2 separate regions of the Homo sapiens genome follow, and region 1 is linked to region 2. Evidence: chromatin contacts called from ENCODE Hi-C or POLR2A ChIA-PET data. All regions are on one chromosome and are shown on one strand. Each heading gives the region's core, a stretch centred on a gene start or an enhancer-like site at or near the end of the contact. The rest is flanking DNA. Distances are from core to core; before and after follow the strand shown. Region 1 holds the start of FXYD1 (FXYD domain containing ion transport regulator 1). Region 2 holds the start of ZNF181 (zinc finger protein 181).

Region 1 (6,609 bases), core at 3,493-5,992, 400 kb before region 2:
ACGCCTGCCGGGGAGGGGGTGTCCCAGAGACCCGGAGGGGCGATCGGGGGGGCGCATTACAGGGGCTTCCGCCCACAGGAGGAGCGGACCTCCCTCCCCCAACTCCCTTGCCTTACCATTGCTTGAATCTCCCGACACCCTCTCTCCTAGGCTCTCAGATCCCGGAGCCCCCCTGCAACCCCCTCCCCAAACGACGCTCACCCTTTGTGGGGGTCTGGGTCGGGGTCGCCATGCTGGGCCGGAGCAGGGGGCTGCTGGATGCTTTGGCGGCGAAGGCGCGCTGCAGCAGCTGGAAGCAGGACGGACCGATGTGGGGGGGAGCTGGGGGGAGCCCTGGCGTGGGGGGGCCTGCAGCCAATGGGGGCCCGGGGAGCCCGCCCCCGTGCAGGCCACCCCCGCCCCCGCCCCCGCCCACCACCGTCGTCCCCGCCCCTTCCTCTAGGGTGGGGCGCCCCCTGCTGGGGCCCAGTGGCGCTGGCGTTTCGCGCTGAGGGACCGAGACCGACAAAGTGCTGTCGAGAGGAACGCACGTTTTATTGGAAGTCTTGGCGGCAGGGGGAGTCTGCGGGGGCAGGGCTGGGGAAGGGGCGGCGGAGGGGGCGGTGGGCGCGCAGGTGGAGCGTGGGAGATGTCAGGTGCCAGGGGAGTCCTGTGAGGGTGAAAAGGGTGAGAGGCGAGGGGGGACGTCCAGCCCCACCCCTCGCCGCCCTTCAACTCTGGCACTTGGCCCCCTCCCTCTCCCGCCTTTCCTTCCTCCCTCCTTCCCTCCCACCGCCGTGTCAGAGCTGCAGCACCTGGCCGGATTCCATCGCTCCAGGTGTTTCTACCGCCTGCGGGTGGACAGACCTGGGGGGAACACGGAGATCGGGGGTCATTCTGGAGAGGCATCCCCAGCTCCTGGGCAGGTGGGGCCCGCGGCGGGGCAACTCCCCGCCCTCCGCTTTCAGATCCAGCCCTTCCCTCTACGCAGCCAGGGAGGGCCGGGAAAAGCGGTCCTTGGAACCAGCCCTCTCCCCAGAATACCCGCAGTCTCCCCAGACTCACGGCGGATGGAGCTGCGGAAAGTTCCCTCCTCTTCATCGGGTTCCCCAGTCCTGGGAAGACAGAGGCAGAGGGATTTCGGGATGGAAAGGGGGAGAGGCTGCCCTTCTAGGAACCCCCCAGTACAAGCCTCCTTTCCCAGATTGGTGTAACTAGGCCCAGATATGGACGAAGAGCAGGCTCGGGGTCCGCCAGAAATGAGGAGCACCCAGGAGCAGCTTATGTGCTGGCAGGGGGCTTCTAAGCTGGTTAACAGTGAGTACCTCCGCGGATTTGGGGGCAGGGATGTGAAGTTGGTGGGGGAGGGATAGTCATGGGGACTTGGCAGACTGCCATGAGATGGCCTGGGTTGGAAACCCAGAACCCCCCATCTTCCACTTGAGTGATCTTGAACAAAGTGACTTTACCTCCCTGTGCCTTAGTTTCCTCATCTGTCAAATGGGGTTAATAACAGCACCTCCCTCCCAGAGGAAGTGAAACCGTATCTAACACGTGGTACACACCCAGTAAATATTAGCTACTACTTATGATAATATCTATAATTGTTCTAACATATTCATACATTGTCCATGCTTTAACATTTTATTCGAAGAGGAATCAAAGAGCTAGGAACAAGACTCTAAGCTAAACTGGGCCGCGTGTGAGATGATCTCATTTCACCGCCGTTTCTTCTTTCCTGCACTTTGTGTTATCACGCTTTGTGATTTTTCTATCTGTGGGGCTGTTGGAACCCACGGCCACCGCCTCCACTAGGCTGGGAGCTCGGCCAGGAAGGGCGGGAGGTTTTTTCCTCGCTTGGTCCCAGGGCCAGGCTTGGGCCATGGCACATAGTAGGTGCTTAATACATAGTCGCTGACGGGGATCGGGCTGCGGGTCAGGGGTACTCCCCGCCTCACCCGCGGCGCCCTCCAGAGCAGGAGCGGGCGAAGGAGGGCGGGGAGGGGCGTCTTACCTCTGCTGCTGGTTGAACTTGCACCGGCATCTTCTGCCTGTGGGCGTGGAGAGGTAGGAGAAGCTGAGGCTCCCTCCCGGCGGGCGCCAAGCGGCGCTGTAGCTCCAGCTCGCCCTCGCGAGGGGCGGGGCTTGGGGGACGGGGCGGGGCTAGAGGCGAGACCGGGGGCCGGGGAACCAAGGCAGGGTAGGCGGGGCAAGGCCTGGGAGGGGTTGGGGCGGGGCGGGGCCAGGGAGGGGCGGGACCAGGGAGAAGCGGGGCCAGGGAGAGGGGGGCTAGGGAGAGGCGGGGCCAGGGAGAGGCGGGGCCAGAGAGAGGTGGGGCCAGGGAGAGGCGGGGTAGAGGGCGGGAGCTAGGGGCACTCACTCAGCACGATGAGGATGCCCAGGATGAAGAGGATCCCGGCGATGACGAGGCCTCCGATCTGCAGGGACTGGTAGTCTGTGAGCAGCAGAGCAGGGAAGGTGAGGGCAGGGAAGACAGGAGGGAGAATAGGAGAGGGGTAAATTGGGAAGGAGGGAACAGGGAGAAAGGACCAGCAGGCAGAAGGGGGGAAGTAAGATAATTAAGGGGGAGCAGATATGGGAGGAGGAAAGTGGGGTACCAGGGAGAGGAAAGGGGTGTATAGGAAAGGGAGGGAGGGGACAGGGAGGAGGAGGACAGGGGGGAGAGAAGACGGGAAGAAGCAGAGGATGGGCCACGAGATGCTGAGACAGACGCAGGCAAGAGAAAGAGAACCAGAGAGGTATCACATAGACAGTGACACAGATAGACACAGACAGGAAAAGATGCAGACAGGTGGAATCAGAGAGGAAGGACAAAATAGAGGGAAGGAGAATGACAGAGATATCAATACTGGGACTCTGGGGGAGGGCGAGGGGGAATCAAAGGACCAGCAAAGCCAGGCTCTCCCCCAGGACTCAAAATTAGACCCCCCGCTCACCGTAAGTGAACGGGTCGTGTTCCTTTGGACTTTCTGGAAAGAGAGAGAAATCAGGGGTTGAATGCTTCCTGGGGTCCTGGCAGGGAGGGGCATGAGGAGACCACTGGAGGCTCTGCCTTGCTGGGCTTAGAGTCTGAGGGTGTCTGGGCAGGCTGCCCACACTCTCTGGGTCCCAGCTGCCCCCTCTGCACTGTCCCAGATGGGGCAGGTGGCACCTAACTGCCCCAGCTCCCTGACTCACGGCAGGCTGTCTGTGACCCAGTTATCCCATCGGGGATTCAGCCCCATCCCACCCCATCTTTGCCTGATCTGGGGCTTCCTCTCCCCTCCCCCAAATACCAGCCTGTGACTGGACCCCACGTGGAGACCCCCAAACTTCTTGGTACCCCAGCCGACTTAGTCTAGGTTGGGGTCTCCAACTTGGTTCTTCGGTCCCCACCGCCACCCCTGGGGCTGAGGTGGGTAGCGGGCAGCCTCCCCTGCACTCACCTGCCTTGGCCATGGTGAGGAGACCCACACAGAAAACCAAGATGTGGCCAAGAGACGCCATTGTCCTGGGGGGGACACCACGGATTAGGCAGTGTGTGCCCTTGCTCTCCCACATAGGGCTTGAACCCAAGGGATTAAGTCAGAGACAGTCTGGGGACTGAATCACAGAAGTGTTTGTCCTCTATCTTGGTGGCTCCAAGCTAGAGAAACGGGTATCCCCAGCTTCGTGGGGACACAGTGTCACCAAAACAACCTCCACGATGGGATCACACAACAACACAACGTAGCAGGGACGGGGGTGAGACACACAGTCCCCGGGGGGCCTCCCTTGGGCCTCCACCTCCCGCAGCAGGCCCCCGATTCCCAGACCTACCCTGGCAGGGCAGAGGAGGCGCTGCCTCACACAAACACAGAGCAGGAGACAGCAGGGCACGCCCAAGTCCCACCTGCCTACATGCCCGGCCTCACTGTGCCCCGCGAAATCCCAGCTCCCTGCCCTCTCCGCCCGCCCGCTCGCGGCCTGACCCCGGGTATAAATATCTCCCACTTCACCCTGGAGGAATTCTGCTCGCTCAGGCCACCATGGCAACAGCCTGCCTTCCCCCACTCAGGGGGTCACGCACAGCCCTGCCGGGGTGAGGCCCAGCTGCCACATCGCCACAGGCTGCCCCTGTGGGAAAGGTCACCCCGTCTCCTCCCTGGGCAGCAACGAGAAAAGGAAAAGACAGCCCCTCTGCCCGCCTCTGGGTGACATCTTTCACAATCGGATGTCAGGCAAGTGACATGAGGCCCAGCCCAGTGGGCCTTAGAGATAGAAAACACATGCTGGGGCAGGGATACACACACACACACACACACACACACACACACACACACACAGTGGGGCCGGAATGGACATGAACAACAACCTCTCCCCAAACTGCTGGTTGGAGCAGGACGTGGGGTGTAAACACCGTCAGGCATCCAATACTCCTCCTCTGGGCCTCCGGTGCCCCCACGCAGTGACGCAACCAGCCCTACACACGTGTGTGTCCCAACTCCACACCCTGCCAGGGTGCACACGCACCAGCAGGGCAGGGAGGAGTCACCCACATCCCACCCTGCAGAACCCACTGCCTCAACCACACTCCCTCCCTCTTGGGTTGGCCTGCCTGGGAAGCCTCGGGCTGGCCACTCCTGCTCCCAAAATAGGCGGCCCAGCCAGACCAGGGGTGAGGCCTGGAGGGAAGGAGTGGGGGACGCTCACCCCAATCGGGCTGTCCCCTGCTGAAAGAAGGCCCCCAAACGTCCTGCTGTGCCCCGGGGGCTGAGCACTTTGGACCCCCTGGCCCAGAGCTGGACGCGCCGCCCCCAGCAGCCTCCCCTCCCAGCCCCACCCCACCCATGCCCTCCCCAACCAGCAGCTGAAACTGGAGCTGGGGCTGGAGGGGGGCCAGGGGGCGGCCCCCAGCCCAGACTGCCCTGGCCCGCTTGGTTAACTCTCTCAGTTCAGAGAGAGCAGCAGCAGGCAGCCAGCAGGCAGGCTGGAGAGGCTAGGAGGATTGTGGAGGACAGGGTTGTGAACACACACACACACAAACACACACGCCTCCAAGAGCTTTTGGGCTGAGGCGGCTGCCCCCTGGGAACTGGGTCCAGCCAGGGCCGAAGGTCACCCAGCCTGACTGCCCAGGAGCCCACTGACCCCCGATCCCAGTGCTCCGTGAGGTCCTTAACAGGGCTGTTTTAGAGGACGGGAGGGAGGTGTGTGTGTGTGTGTGTGTGTGCGCGCGCATGTGCGCTATCTGCTGTGGTGAGATCCCCAGAAATGCACCACACACACACACCCACACACAATCCCAAAGACCCAGATATACAGGTACAAAACCAGACAAAACCATGTATGTATGTACATCCATAGAAGCAGACACACACAGAATGACACACTGATAGAGAAACCCAAAGACCCGGACACACAGCCAACACCTTTTATGCCAGTCACAAAATACCAGAACAAGCACATTTATGTCTACACAGACCCACGCACGCTCATGTAGATGGATGGCCACACAGAGATACAGTCAAAGACATAGCCACATCACCATCTACACTCACAAACTGGCCACAAAAATGCATGTTTATGTGAAGACCCACCCACAAATGGCCATACAGAAACACACAAGTATGTGCACACCGCACATAAATGCATTCTAAGATGCATGGCCAAACATGGCCAGGTACGGTGGCTCACACCTGTACTCCCAGCACTTTGGGAGGCCAAGGCGGGAGGATCACTTGAGGCCAGGAGTTCAACACCAGCCTGGCCAACCCGACGAGAGCTCGTCTCTACTAAAAAAATATACAAAAATTAGCTGGGTGTGGTGGCGTGCGCCTGTAATCACGGCTACTCCGGAGGCTGAGGCAGGAGAGTCACTTGAGCCCGGGAGGCAGAGCTTGCAGTGAGCTGAGATCATGCCACTGCACTCTAGCCTGGGCAACAGAGCGAGACTCTGTCTCAAAAACAAAAACAAAACAAAAAAACCCCAAAGGTACAGACATGCAGCCAGCACTCCTACATGGTCCCAAAGATAGGAAGGCCAACAAGCTTGTGTACACACAGACAGATTTCCATGGGCACAGATACACAAGCAGAAACACCATCAAGGACAACCCGCCGCTCTCACACATACCCACAAAAGCAGAAACACACACACTGGTTCACACCCTATGCTTGAGCAAACAGGCACATGGTTGGCCACGGTGACAGATGCGCAGGCTGACACACTTGCATGTTCACACATTCCAAAACCACAGATATGTATTTAACCCCACACTTTCCTTCCCCTGAGCTCTTGTCGGGGACAACACACCTGGCGTCCCCATGGGCAGGCCAGGTTTACAGGTCCTGGTGACAGGGAAACCTGGAATGGCCCAGGCACTGCACTCCTGGTTGTGTGAACTTGAGCAGCTCTGTGCCTCATTTTCACATGCTCCAAAATGGAAAAATCACTAAGATCACGTGTATAATCCTGGACAGGGCTCAGAGGTCTCTGAACTTGACATTGTCTTATGATTAACTTCATTTTTTGTTTGTTTGTTTGAGACCGGGTCTTGCTCTGTCACCCAGGCTGAAGTGCAATGGCACAATCATAGCTCACTGTAGCCTCAACCTCATGGGCTCAAGTGATTCTCCCACCTCAGCTTC
Region 2 (5,775 bases), core at 250-2,749:
AGAAGGAAGGTGGGATCAGAAAGGTAATGGCCTAATTGTACAAATAGGTCATTGCAGAAGTGACTCAGTTAGAGCCACTGAAAAATTATAGGTTGAGGAATGACAGGAATTTATGTAACAATAGGACCACGGTCACAGCTGTACTGAGAACAGACTGATGAGGGTTAAGGGCAGATGCAGGGAATCCAGCTAGGAGGCTACCGCAATAATCCAGGTGGCTTTATTGCTATCACTACCGGGGTGGTAGTGGTGGTGGTAGTGCTGGGGTAACTAATGGTCAGATTCTGTATACAGTGTATAGCTTAGCTCCAACTAGAGGATCTGAATATAGGTATAAGTCAAAGGGAAGAATCAAGGATGACTGCAAGCATCTCTTCACTTGAGACCACATGGTACAGTTTTGACAACCATAAACCGAATAACCTTACATTCCAAAGTTGCATTGTGAATTACAGTTTTAAAATGTTGGCAAGACTAGAAAGTCTTCTAGCAGAAAACTGTAGAAAAGAGGAACACTGGGTGAGGAGGATAATACCTTGGAGCTCTCCTGTGGGCTCCGTCCTTCCTATACTGAAAGGAACCATGGATCCAGTCCCTTAAATGGACTTGGTTAGGTGGGAACAGGCAGGAGAAGCAAAGCAAACACACAGTCCTGATAAAGTGTTTCAGGAAGATTTGCGGACACACCGACCTACCTGAGGCATTACTCTGCAATTTCCAACAGCCAACAGAGTCCTCTTTCCAGGCTCTTATCTTAGAGATGGGCAGTGTCCTGAGGGCACAGAAGGGCAGGAAAAAGCAGTCATGAAAAATCAGGCTTATCTTGCGGCACCTGTGACACACCATAATGGAAAGGCACACTGGTAATCACTCTCCAGGGCGCCAATCTCTCCCTGGGAACTAACAGGGTGTTTCTCCGCAAGGGCTAACCATTTACCAGGTGCCACCTGCGAGGAAAATCAATTACTCTGTAAATAAAATCCTCATAAAACAATGGTAAAAACTTTATCAGCTCGTTCAGTCTTCACCACTATGCACGGTGTGCGTTCACATTTTTCCAGATCTATTTTTTAAACGATGACAAAACTGAAATTCCAAGATACTGAACCCATTTGTTCAAGGTTACACAACTGTAGAGCGCCGGCTTCATGACGACATAACCCAAAGACAACTGTGGCTGGCGTCTAACCACGCGCCCACTTCACTCTCACAACAGCGCCAAGAGGTCGGCGCCGTCATCACCCCGCGTTTACATAGGAGGACATGAAGGCCAGGAAAACCAAGGCACCGGCCGGGGTCACACCGCGGGGCAGACCCAGGGCCTGAGCCCCGCCGCCGCCCCCGGGACTCATACTGGCCGGAGTCCTCAGCAGGGCCTCACCGTCCCCGCAGGCGCCCCGCGTCGCTGGTGAGCGGGCAACGGCCGCCGACCTCTGGGGACGACACTGCCCAGAATCGTCCCGGAGCCTGGGAGTCGCCGTCAGGCCTGAGGCTACAGCGGGGCGGACCCAGTGCGCCGCCCACAGCCGATCGACATTTCCCAGAATCATCCGCGCAGGGGACAAAATTCCAGGCGCAACGAACCGCAGGTACCGGAAGACCACACTTCCCAGGAGTCTCTGCGGCCGCGCGGACCTGGGGCGCCGCGGGCAAACAGATCTCGGTTTCCTAAAAAACTAAACCGCCTGGGGCTGTCGTCCCAGAGCCCGGCAGTTAGGACCATGCGGGAAGTGTCCTGGGGCATATAGTCATACTGATGAGGTGAAAGATACACCTCGGAACCAAGGGCCACCCTCTACTTTTAAGGACAATGGCGCCGGGACCAAGAAACTACACTTCCCAGAAAACCGTGCGGCCGTGGCAAACTCTTCTGGGTCTAGCGTGCGCTCACACTAATGTTTATCTCCCGGGACGTGGGCAGACCTTGTACCAGGCGAGCTCTCGCCTTTGCTAGCAAAAGAGCTCCTCTCTTCCCAAACCCTGCTACTACGCTGTCCACCCTGTATGGTCTTTGAGGTCTTTGAGGTTTTTTTGGAATTCACTTGCTGGAGACTACAGCTCACAGAACGCCCTGGGCTGGATTGTGCCAGCTGTAGTTCGCGAACCAAGGACATTTCCTGGAAATGCATGCGGCCACGTATCTGTGACAGAAATGGCAGTTCTCACGTGCGTTACGCCCCCTGGAAGGACTTGGAAATACGGAACTTGAGTGAGCACTGAGAGGACACAGACCCTCATCCTGGGAGGAGTCACTCCTCCCGCAGCCATCAGAGCCTGACAACCGCTTCTCACCAGAGGCGCTTCTTAGACCCTGACCTTGCCCGGCTCACCCAAAGGGGCAATGGCCTTCTTTGTATGCAAGCCAGACAGTCTACTGTTGTATATTTGAATTTTTTACTTTATTTTTAATATTTTAATTAAATTTTAATTTAATGCTGCCTCTACCTCTGAGAGAGACAGGGAGAGATGGGGGAGGCCTGGAGTGGGGGCCCTGCGGGGCAGGGACAGGGGACCCTTCCTCACTTTGCACAATCTGGGAACCCTCCCCAAGCGGAACAGCCAGCTGCAGTGGAAAAGCACTGGCTTAGTGGGCTTCGTCCTGGGGACGAAGGCTGGGAGACTGCAGCTGAAAGGTGTGGGCTCCAGGAGGGCCGCAGGGGGCCTAGCAGCAGCGTCAGGGAGCAGAAGTCCGCCCTCCCTCCATCTTCCTTCCTTCTCTGGCCGCCAGAGCGCTCTGTCTCCCTCCCACGCCCACAGCTACAGGTGGAGCCGGCTTGGGGCGGGGGGGGGGTCCTCCTAGGGCGAAGAGGGCCAGGAGCCTTCCTGAGGACCTGAGGCTCCTCTGGGCCTCCCAGGGCTGGGCCTGTGATCTGATCTGCTTTGCCCTGGGAGGGACGTGCTCAGTGGTGGGGTTTGTGTAGCTGTCACTCATTCACCTGCCTGTGCTCAGCCACTCACCTGCTACTCCCATTGGCACCCACCCAGTACACATGTGGGTCGTCAGCTGCCATCAGGAGTAGTTCCTGCCTGTGTCACACACACCCATCCCACCCACCACACTGCAGGTTACAGGATTGCCCCACAAGCGCCACCATGCCTGCCTGAGGTTACCTGGCACACAAGTATCCTCACCTGCATGACATGACCAGATCGTGCACTTTCTATGCCAGGACCAGGGCCAGGGCAAGCTTGCACCTTCAGCCTTGGGGACACTGGGGGTGGTGGTGGCTGGAGGCCAGGGAAGTCACCAGGCTGGAGACATCATCTACCTCCAGGAGAGGGTTGATATCAGACATCTCCCATGCACCACTTTGAGCTATCTCAGCGTCACCTGGGACTCTGGCTGGCACTGTGACCAGCAGTTCCATGAAGGTTTAGACCACCTCTAGGCTTAGGAAGGGCCTCCCTTGCCATCAGCGTGGTCCAGGCTGCACGCCTGGTGACCAAGGGCTCTGGGCAGCAGATGCAGCCAGCCAGAGTGTTGGGGTGAGGGGCCTGGGCACAGGAGGGACGTGAGGCCTTCCCTGCACCCCCATGACCACCATTTCAGAGGGAGGACAGCAATTGTTTGGGTTTGTCCTGTGAGCGGTGGCAGAGGGCAGGGCCCAGGGCAGGTCCAGGGCCAGACAGGCATCCCATGCTACAGCCTCGGGGCCACGAGGGCACATGATGGGGTCGGTGTGAGGGCATCCCCTGTGCCAAATACCTGGGCAGGAGGTGCCCTGGGGTTGGTGGGTGGGTCAGGGCATTTGCAGGATTTCTGGTTTCTGTTGGAGTTGTATGTCCTGGAGAATGGAGGGAAGAGAGAAAGGGTGAAGAGAAGGGGGAAACGACCCCTGCTGCTTCCTGGCCTCTAAGTAGGGGGTGATGGGTGGTTGGTGAGTGGCAGAGGGGTCAGCGGGAGCTTCAAGGCTGAGCCAGGGAAGCGGAGGCAGCAGGGATGCAGACCTTGCCTGAGGCTGGCTCGGGGCTGGGGCTTCTTAGAGGTCAGGGCCCTAGAGCTCCCGGACAGGGAGTCTGCAGGAACAGTGACACAGCACATGACACAGCACAACTCAACACAACACAACCTGGCACAGCAGAGCAGCGTGCTGTGCACTGGGCTGCAGGAGAACACGGAGTGGGGTCTGTAGGGTCCCAGGAGTCATGGAGCAAACTGACCTGAGCCGTGTCCCTCAGTCAAGGCACAGGCACCTGGCCTTCAGCCAGCTTCCTTGTGACAGCCCCATGCCCTGGTGTCCCTGGGGCTGAGACAGGGCTGGGGCTGCTGTCCAAGGTGAGGTCTGACTAATCCCCTGCCTCTAACCCCCAGTTGTTTTGGGAACTTGAGTATCTTCTAAGAGACCCAGTGGTGCTGATGGGATTTCTGGTCACCTCAACCAGGGCCCCTGCCCACCTGGCCACACTGGCTCCTACTCAAATCTGACCTTAGGGCTTGCGTGGCCTCTGCTTACTGAGCCCTGTGGTTCTCTGCCAGGCACCATTGGCCCTGCGGCCAGGCTGACACCTGGAGAATGGCCTGTCCCCAAAGCCTGCACTCCTCCCAGCTCACCCGCTTTGCTTTTCTCCCACACTGGGAGGTGGGAGCCAGGTTGACACTGGAGGAGGAGCTCCCTCAACTCTGGCTTCACTTTAGAGTTCTGGGCAGAGTTTTGGGAGATGAGATTTCCTGGAGAGGGGCTGGAGCTCGAGAGCCTGCTGAGCGGGGAGTGGTCCCATAGCAGAGAGACCCATGGTGGAGGGGCGGGGTGGGTGGGGAGGACAGCCTGGCTGTGGAGGAGCTGGGGCAGGCAGGTTACACGGGTGCAGCTCACACTCCCTCCTTTTCCCCGCTGTCCTCTCCTGTCTCTTCCTCCTTGCCCTATTCTTTCCTTCTTTTCTGGATACGCTTCATCCGGATTCAAAAGGATAGCTTTTGATATTTCACCATTAAATAGGAAGTTTAATTTAGGAATTTTTGGTAGATGCTTTGTTAGATTAAGGATATATTATTCTATTTCTATTTTATTTTTTTAATTTCTTTTTTTTTTTTTTTTGAGACAGAGTCTCTCTCTGTCTCCTAGGCTGGAGTGCAGTGGCACGATCTCAGCTCACTCCAACCTGTGCCTCCTGGGTTCAAGTGAGTCTCCTTTCTCAGCCTGTGGAGTAGCTGGGACTACCATCACACACCACCACGCCTGGCTAATTTTTGTATTTTCAGTAGAGGCGGGATTTCACCATGTTGGCCAGGCTGATCTCCAACTCCTGACCTCCAGTGATCCACCCACCTTGGCCTCCAAAAGTGCTGTGATTACAGGTGTGAGCCACCGCACCCGGCCTGAGAACATTTTTTAAACAAGGAAAGATGACGAATATTATAATACATCTTATTTACGTTTAATGAAATGTGCATATGTTTTTTTTTCTTAGTTCTGTTAATGTTTTAAAGTATATCAAATGATTTTTTAATATGAAACCTGGCTTGCTTTTCTGGTATAGATCTGCCTTAATCAGCATGTAGTATTATTTTATATATAATCTCATTGACTTTGCCAATATCTTGTGTGGAAAATTTTGTCTATGTCCCTGAGTGGTTGGATTTCACTGTCAGGATTATAGCAGCCTCATTAAATGAACTGAGGAGTATACTGGTGATTTCCATTTATTCTGCGAAATCTAGTCTACCCTTTCCGCAACCTGTTCCGTATACCAGAACATGGCCTTTTCTGGATTGCATCATTGGGCTACGTTGCCCTTTTTTGGGGGGGTGTTGACACATTGGAGATATGGCAGGAC

The links. Hi-C counts contacts between places; a loop is a spot of excess contacts on that map. ChIA-PET counts read pairs that join two places held with the same protein, here RNA polymerase II (POLR2A). Pooled maps may share reads with other maps.
Region 1: a pooled map shows a loop between it and region 2 (8-fold over the local background). The contact joins the promoter of FXYD1 here to the promoter of ZNF181 in region 2. A Hi-C loop is called at or near these places in 13 of 50 pooled maps. POLR2A ChIA-PET finds 5 or more read pairs at or near these places in 2 of 52 experiments (activated CD4-positive, alpha-beta T cell and endothelial cell of umbilical vein).

What each region holds. Positions count from the first base shown.
Region 1 is chr19:35,136,957-35,143,565 of GRCh38, reverse strand. It overlaps FXYD1 (FXYD domain containing ion transport regulator 1), which reads right to left and starts at 4,742. Exons shown (of 8, transcript NM_021902.4): 1 at 4,672-4,742; 2 at 3,426-3,490; 3 at 2,937-2,969; 4 at 2,360-2,434; 5 at 1,994-2,030; 6 at 1,045-1,094; 7 at 795-846; 8 at 457-649. The coding sequence starts at 3,486. The coding sequence ends at 824. It overlaps FXYD7 (FXYD domain containing ion transport regulator 7), which reads right to left and starts at 311. Exons shown (of 6, transcript NM_022006.2): 1 at 202-311. The coding sequence starts at 232. RefSeq lists enhancers at 1-89, 90-650, 1,774-2,336 and silencers at 1,971-2,190, 2,301-2,430.
Region 2 is chr19:34,729,967-34,735,741 of GRCh38, reverse strand. It overlaps ZNF181 (zinc finger protein 181), which reads right to left and starts at 1,499. Exons shown (of 4, transcript NM_001029997.4): 1 at 696-1,499. The coding sequence starts at 704. RefSeq lists silencers at 1,257-1,316, 1,417-1,466, 4,172-4,382 and enhancers at 1,747-2,136, 1,857-2,374, 2,592-2,651.